Linked DNA regions of Mus musculus: region 2 is linked to region 1. Evidence: chromatin loops called from intact Hi-C (ENCODE). Cell type or tissue: left cerebral cortex. All regions are shown on one strand. Links, peaks and the distances in the headings refer to the core of each region. The heading gives the core; the rest is flanking DNA.

Region 1 (4,140 bases), core at 537-3,036:
CTTCCTTGCTCTTGATGTGTAAGAACCTTAACACATCGGTATGTTTTTCCCTCCCTCCCTCCCTCCCTCCCTCCCTCCCTCCCTCCCTCCCTCCCTCTGTCCCTCCCTTTCTCCCTTCCTTCCCTCCTCCCTCCTGAAACAATGACTTCACTATAAAGCACTGGCTGGCCTGGAACTTGCTATATAAACCAGGCTAGCCTGGAGCTCACCTAGATCCTCTTGTCTCTTCCGGTGACCTGCTGGGACTAAAGGCGTGCACCCTCATGTCCAGGTTTCTGTTAATTCTTATGAATTCTTCTGGCACCCACATAGTGGTTTATGATTGTAATATCAGCACTTGGGAGGCTGAGGCCGGAGAATGGTCATGAACTTGAAGCTAACCTGCTCTACACAGTAATTTCTAGGCCATTTGGGACTCCAGAGTGAGGCAGTATCTCAACACAAAACAGATGGTCCCAGGGTGTCATTGGGTAGTTGAGGCTGGCCTTGAATTTGATATAGTATGATGAAGAAACTGTTTGAAGCCTCAGGCACCCCTCTGCCTCTCTTGAGCGATTCTACCAGAGTCCTCTGAAGACTGCTAGAACATGGAGGTAGCCCGACGACCCAGCTCCAGGTCTCCCAGCTGACGTTCTTCTTTCCTACATTAAATCTGGACCTAATCTTGTCACTCAGTACTGCTACAGCACCTCCTCATTTTTGTTTTGAGACAGGGTCTTTTATGTAGCCCCGGATATATTGGAATTTATTTCGTAAACCAGGCTGGCCTACAATTTACAGATCTGTCTGCCTCTGCCTCCTGAGTGCTGGGATTAAAGATGTGTAGCACATGCCCGGCCCAAGTGAGACTTAAAAATCTTTTAAAATTTCATTATGTCATTTATGTGTTTGTATGTGTGTGCAGTGTGTGTATATGTTTATGTTTGTTGTGTCACTGTGGAAGCCAGAGGTCAGTGTTGGGCAGCTTCCTTTTTTGCTCTTGGAGGCAAAGGCAGGAAGTTGCAGAGTTCAAGGCCATCCTTGACAACATAGTGAGTAGTCAAATGTGGTCCAGCAAGAGGGCTCAGCAGGTAAAGGTGCTTGCTGTCAAGTCTGAAGACCTGAGTTTGATCCCTGGGACCCAACTGTTAGAAGCAGAGAGCTGACTGACTCCCAGAAACTCTCAGGCTTCCATGTGTCCCATTCCATACTAATATATAAGACATTTTAAGAGTGCTTGGAGAGGGCTGGTGAGATGGCTCAGTGAGTAAGAGCACCCGACTGCTCTCCGAAGGTCTGGAGTTCAAATCCCAGCAACCACATGGTGGCTCACAACCATTCTAATGAGATCTGACTCCTTCTTCTGGAGTGTCTGAAGACAGCTACAGTGTACTTACATATAAATAAATAAATCTTAAAAAAAAAAAAAGAGTGCTTGCAGAAACTCAACCTTCTGTGCCTCCCGCCACAGCCCAGAGCTATTTTTCTTACCTTGTTGGTGAGACTGGACCTCTCTCATCTCCAGGTCGTGGGTCAGCTCTAGGGAAGAGAGAATAGAGGAGTTTGTGTGTGCACAAGTAGGTGTGCATGTCAGATAAAAAAATCAGAACTCCATTAAAGAAGAACAGATCCATAGGCATCAACTACACCACCGCCTACAACTACCTACAACAACTACCTTACATCCCAGCCAGGGAAAGAGCCCTACTAAAGGCAGAGCCTAGGCCTGGGTTTCTAGGCCCAGGGATCTTTCCAGCAAAGGTTTTGTTCCTAGGATGGGGAACAGAGACCACCTCTGTGGACAGAAGAGCCTGTCTTGTTTTGGGGATGAGGGAGTATTTGCCTGTTTTAAGGGATGATATGACGCCAGTTTAGATGGTTGTGGAGGACTCTTGTAAACACAGGGTCGTGGCTCATGCAAGCTTAGTTGACTGATGAATGCCACAATGCCAAGAAATGCTTAGGAGGCAACAGAAATAGGCAGGAGCTATTCATGTGACACTAATTTCATGGCCAGGATTGTACTTGTATTACCGCCTGAAGATCTCTGTAGTTTCCCAAACCCCATTTGACCACCAGGCAAGAAGGGCTCAAGGAGAACAGTGCCATCTAGTGGTGGACAATATACCAGCCTTTGGTTTGGTGTTGCAGGGGAGGGGCTCCTCAGGGGCACCAAGCTAAGGAATGCCATCACCAAGGTCTCTGGCATAGGAACAAGTTCTTCCTGGGCACCCAAAAAGAACTTATTTTCCTTATACTTATTCTTTGGTGCCCCCAATGCCTCATCTCTCAGAGCAACTGTGTGATAGCAATTTTCAGCCCCAACTCCCAGAGCTTAGAACAACAAGGGTTCAGGGGTTTACAGCTCAGTGACAGACAGATGCTTAGAACTTCTGCTCTGGGTTCCAGTTTGGACATGACTGGGGATAGTATGCAGGGAAAAGGACAGCAGGGAGCCGGGAGTCAAGAGGGCCTACTAGGAGCACTTGCATGTACCTTCAGGGATAAAGGTGTTTTTTTTTTTTTTTTTTTTTTTAAAGAATTATTTATTTTATGTGATGAATAAACTGTAGCTGTCTTCAGACACACCAGAAGAGGGTATCAGATTTCATTACAGATGGTTGTGAGTCACCATGTGGTTGCTGGGAATTGAACTCAGGACCTCTGGAAGAGCAATCAGTGCTCTTAACTGCTGAGCCATTTCTCCAGCCCCCCAGGGATAAAGTTTCGAGCCCGAAGAAAGTGGCACATCTCTGGGAGTAGTGCCCAGCATACCTACAGTCAGGCTTGTGCCCTTGGCCTACCCTTCCTCTATCCTCAAAATGCTCTTAGGGACCAGAGTTTGCTAGAACTGTATTCTCTGGGGAGGCCACTTGTTGCTGGGACACAAGAGAGTACCTTAGCTATGGCCGGAGCCTGAACCTTCTCCCTGGGGCCACTGGGAGCCCTCTGATGCCTCTACCCTTAGGACTCTTGGGGACCAACTTGCCCTTCCTCCAAGGCCTATGAAATGGCCTAAGGGACCTTGGCTTTGCCACTAACTTCTCTAGGGCGGTTTTCTTTCAACCATTAACCACAGGGCTTAAGATTTGGAGACAGAACCCCAAGTAGGACCCACTCCCCCATTTTTTTTCTTTTTTTGAGATGTGTTATGGTTTGAATATGCTTTGCCCAGGGAGTGGCCTTGTTGGAGTAGGTGTGGCCATGTTGAGGTAGGTGTGTCACTGTGGGTGTGGGCTTTAAGACCCTCATCCTAGCTGCTTGGAGGTCAGTATTCTGCTAGCAGCCTTCAGATGAAGATGAAGAACTCTCAGCGCCTCCTGTATCATGCCTGTCTGGATGCTGCCATGTTCCCACCTTGATGATAATGGACTTAACCTCAGAACCTGTAAGCTAGCCCAAATTAAATGTCCTTTGTAAGATTTGCCTTGGTCATGGGGTGTTTTCACAGCAGTAAAACCCTAACTAAGACAAGATGGGATTTTTTTGTTTGTTTGTTTGTTTGTTTTTTTGAGGCAGGGTTTCTCTGGCAGCCCTGACTGTCCTGGAACTCACTCTGTAGACCAGGCTGGCCTCGAACTCAGAAATCCGCCTCCCGAGTGCTGGGATTAAGGCGTGCGCCACCACTGCCCGGCTAAGATGGGATCTTATTGCATAGCCGTGGCTGTTCTGGAACTCACTGTATAGACCAGTCCAGCCTCAAACTCACAGAGTTCATCCAGCCTCTGCCTTCTGAATGCTGAGAGGAAGGGTGTGAGCCACCACACTGGTTTCTCCCACCTTTCTCCATCCATCTTCTAATGTGAGTCCTTGTAGATTCTATGAATACTCTATGAAAGCAATTCATGGTAGGACCCTGGCCAGCAAGGATACTCCTCTGAACCTTAGTTTTTTCTTTTGGAAAATGGGAGCAAAACAGCATCTCTCTTACATGGGACTGGTGCCAGAATGCAATGAGAAGAAAAGAAATAGAGGATTTAGCCAGGGCTAGACCAGCAATTAAAGCACAGGGCACTTATCATTGTCCAGGCTGTCCCCACAGCCCATGGAACTTACTCTTACCTCCAAATCTCACGTTCTTTATCTTTTTTTGTTTTGTTTGTTTGAGACAGGGTTTCTCTGGGTAGCCCTGGCTGTCTTGGAACTTGCTTTGTAAACCAG
Region 2 (4,140 bases), core at 859-3,358, 80 kb after region 1:
CCAGGCGTGGTGGGCGCTACAAGCCTGTCCTCCCAGCTCTCAGAGGCTGAAGCAGGAGGATCTGAGTTCAAGGCCAGCTTGGATTACAAAGAAAGGCCTAGTTTCTGGGAAACAAACAGACAATAAACAATAAAGTCAATGTCAATGAAATCAGAGGCTTCTGGAGGAACCTGGCACCTGCACCTTCTCAGGACTCATGAATGACATTTGTAGGCAGTGAAGTTTGAGAACCCCTCTCTCCAGGGACTGACAAGCATGATGGTGGCCCATGGGTCAGGTGGGGGCTCCAGGTGGGTCTGTCACACTAATCCAGGGCTCCACTCTTCACAGTGGTCTGGATGGTCCCTGGGGGTGGGGTGGGGTACGGGGGCGGTGTCTGTCCTGGTCCCTGTAGGATGTCTAACAAAATCTCCGGATCTCTACCCACCTATTGCCAATACCACACACCTTCTAGCTGTGGCAAGGAAAACCATCTCCAGGTTTAACTGAACTTTTGAGGTCATAGCCTCCCTACCATCCATAAGCATGTGTGCAGAACAGGGTCTACCAACCAGTGGGTTACTTTGTAGATTTCGGAGGCAGGCAGTCTGGGTTTAAATCCTGTCTCCACCTGCTGGATGACCTGAAGCAATTTAGTAATCTCAGGTTCAAATCTCACCTCTGTCAGTTTCTGGATTTGCTTTCTTGCAAATATGCCTCCACCCTTCCTTTCCTGATTTAGCTTCCTTCACTCCTGGTGTACACAGCCACTGCTTCCTCAGCCTCCCGGAGCAGAGAGAGTTTCTCTGGTCAGGGGCACAGTGAATGCTGTCTCTATATGGCTTCTGTCTGCTCTTATTCCCCGAGGTCAGAGCCAGCAGGAGCTTTCTGCAGTGTTTGTTGCCCTGGCCAGGTGGCTTGCCTCCCTGCCTCTGGCTGATCTGTGAATAGGCAGGCTACCCACTGTGTGAGCCTCCGCCCCACACCCAACTCATTCTGAGAGGGTGGAGTGGGCGGAAATCCGCGCCTGGCAGGCCACAAAGCCACATAACTGACTTGCGGGGCCCTGCCCTTGGGGAGGAGGATGCTGACAGCAGCTGGCTTGGCCTGGGTGCTTGGCTGCCTTTAGATGCCTGTGGTAGACAGGAGCTGCGGCTGCAGGAGGAGTTTCACAGGCCTGTTAGTTACTGAGCTCAGGAGCTGGATTCAGGAGGTACAGCCCCACCTCCATTCTGCTATGACCAGTGTAGGTTGAATCAGTGGCTGGTTACTCTGCTGGCCAGGCAGATCAGTCCAGGGGCTGGGTTAAAAGGCAGCTCCTTGGGCCCCATCTGAGGGACTCCTCTTTATCACCCTTGGGTGGGGCTCAAGAAGCCTTGGTGTTTGTTACCACGGCAGGACGTGGTCCTTGAGGTGAGGTAGGCCACAGCTGCTTGGGATCTAGTTTGTTTAAAGGGCTTTCACCTTTGGGTCTGGGGAAGATGACTCAGGGGTTAAGAGCACCGGATACTCTGGCAAAGGACCAGGGTTCAATTCCCAGCATCTACATGGCAGTTTACAACCCTCTGTAACTCCAGTTCCAGGAGATCTAGTGTCCTTTCCTGGCCTCTCCAGGTTTCAGGTATGCATGTGGTACACAGACATACATGCAGGCAAACACTAATATACATAAAGTAAAAATACATTTTTTTTGTTTGTTTTTTTTTCTCTTTTGAGGGTTTCTCTCTGTAGCCCTGGCTGTCCTGGAACTCACCCTGTAAACCAGGCTGGCCTCGAACTCATAGTGCTCTGCATGCCTCTGCCTTCCAAGTGCTGGGATTAAAGGGTACACCTTGGCTAAAATAAGCAAATACATATATATATTTTAAGCTCTGTTCCCACAGTGCAGATCCAGTGGTCAGGTTCACATGCTCTGGGTGTACTTAGGGAAACCACACAACCTTCCTGTGCTCCAGTTTCCTTACCAGTGAATATTAATAGTGCTACACACGGTGCTGCTGTGAGCTTTGAGCGTGATAGCTCAGGAGAAGCGTGGAGCACGGTGTCTAATCATAGTGCTTCTGGTGGTGTACAATAGTCCTGGGCTGTGTGATCGCATACAGAACCGCACGACATGCCCACAGGACTGTAAACACCCCCACGGACCCACCAGAGCAAGCTGGATTGATGTGCGCATCCACTCACGTCTACCCGATGACGACAGAGGTCACTAGACAGACAGGAGGCGCTGGGGGTAGACGAGTGTGTGTGTGTCTGTGTGTGTGTGTGTGTGTGTGTGTGTGTGTGTGTGTGTACACAAAGCCCTGAGGACTGGGCCTTTCTCTTACATGCTGGTATTATTCCCAGAGTAGCAGCACCTGGGCTGAGCTCTAGGAGCCCAAGGTGCCCCTTGTTTCCATAGCAACCACTGTGTGGCAAACAGGAGAATGAGGGGGAGGGAAGATGGAAAGCCTGCGCTGCAGGCTTCCAGGGCCTTCCTGCCTTCTGAGCTGGCTTCCTTGTCTCCTCTAAACTCAGGACTTCCCCTTCCTTCTCTCCTCCCTCCCTCCCTGCCTTAGGTAGTGCTGTGCTAGGCATCTGGATACTTGAGGCCCAAAACGGATGGACCATTGCTAACAGTTCTGATGTGGATCTGGAACTTAAACCTGGCCTCGTGCATGCCAGGCAGGTGCTCCAGGGCTGAGCGACACCCTCAGCTGACAGCTATCATTTTAATCTAACATTCACCAACTCTTTTCATTTTAATATAATATATATAATAGAAAAAGTTTCCTCCCTCCCTTTCTCCTTCCCTCCCTTCCTTCCTTCTTCCCTCCCTCTCTGACTCCCTCTCTCTCTTCTCCCTTCTGACAGAGTCTCACCTAGCCCAGTCTGACCTTAAACTCATTATGTAGCTAAGAAAAACCTTGAACTTCTAACCCTCTTCTTGCCTCCACGTCCCAAATGCTGGGATTACAGGCTTACGCCACCATGCATGGTTTATGCAGAGTGGGTGTCCATGCTAGGAGCTACATTTCCAAAACATACCTTGTTAGCCCCTTAGGTGCATCGCTCAGTGGTATTAGGCGCTCGAGCCTTGCTGTGCATCAGTGTGCACTTTATTATCGTAAATGGATCTCTGCACCCACTCCATAATAGCTCTTCATTCCCTATCATCTTCTTTCCCATGGCCACTTACTATAGAGGCTTCCAGATCCATTGGTGTTGCAGCATATGTCAGAATTTATTTTGTGTGTGTATGTATGGTATGTTCCTGTGTGTATGGGGACCAGGGTAGTATAGACGTCTGTGTCTCTGTGTGTATGGGGCCAGGGTGGTATAGATGTATGTGTTCCCCTGTGTATGGAGGCCAGGGTAGTATAGATGAATATGTTCCTGTGTGTGTGGAGGCCAGGGGTAGTAAGAATGTATATGTTCCCATGTGTATGGAGACCAGGGGTTGATGTTTGGTGTCTTTCTCAGCTGCTCTCCACTCGACTACTCTCCAGCTCATTTATTCCTTTTGTTCCCCTTAGTTTTGAGACACTCTCTTATTGGCTTGCCACTTCTGCTAGATTGTTTAGTCAGCGAACCACAGGGACCTCTGTCTGTGGCTCCTCAGGACTGGGATTACAGGTGTGCACTCCAGTCACACACACACACACACACACACACATATCACATGGATGGGGATTGAACCCAAGTCCTCATGCTTGTTTGGCAAGCACTTTATAGACTGGGCCATCTCTTCAGTTTCATACGATTAGAAGTAATCTGTGGGTTTTGTGTATGTAATTGACCTTTCTGGGTTTCATATCCAGATTCAACCTACCTTGGATTGAAAATACACATAGTTTTGGACAGAGCCTCACCATGTAGTCCTTGCTGGCCTGGGTCTTGCTCTGTAGATCCGGCTAGCCTAGGATTCATAGAGATCCACCTGCTCCTGTCTTTTGAGTGCTGGGCTTAAAGACATACACCATCATGCCCAGCAATACATATGTTTCAAACCGTACCTGCATTGCACAGGTGCAGGCCCCTTTGCTTGCTCTTATTCCTGGGATGACACAGGGTAACTTTTGCTTACACAGTGTTGCAGAGTGTTAGACATCATAAGTAATCCAGAGAAGATGGGCTTCATACAGGAGGATGTGTGGACTCCATGTGGGTACCAGTCCATTC

The links. A loop is a pair of places that touch in the nucleus more often than their neighbours do. Peaks named below come from ENCODE experiments on the same cell type or tissue, not always from the same donor. Only the 100,000 strongest peaks of a DNase experiment are listed, where the experiment ranks them.
Region 2: a loop joins it to region 1, with 2.7 times the contacts of the local background. A loop is called at or near these places in 1 of 42 quality-filtered maps.

The regions. Positions count from the first base shown.
Region 1 is chr11:74,632,619-74,636,758 of GRCm38, reverse strand. It overlaps Ccdc92b (coiled-coil domain containing 92B), which reads right to left. Exons shown (of 4, transcript NM_001013784.1): 3 at 1,471-1,518. Among named protein-coding and RNA genes, the nearest start is that of Gm50590, 14 kb to the right of the region's middle. In left cerebral cortex, for the core only: a CTCF peak has its summit at 2,097 (motif pointing left); a DNase peak (open chromatin) is centred at 2,091.
Region 2 is chr11:74,553,094-74,557,233 of GRCm38, reverse strand. The region is part of intron 2 of Rap1gap2 (RAP1 GTPase activating protein 2); the gene reads left to right. Among named protein-coding and RNA genes, the nearest start is that of Rap1gap2, 35 kb to the left of the region's middle. In left cerebral cortex, for the core only: no CTCF peak of the experiment used is centred there; DNase peaks (open chromatin) are centred at 982, 2,166 and 2,372; H3K27ac peaks cover 2,122 bases.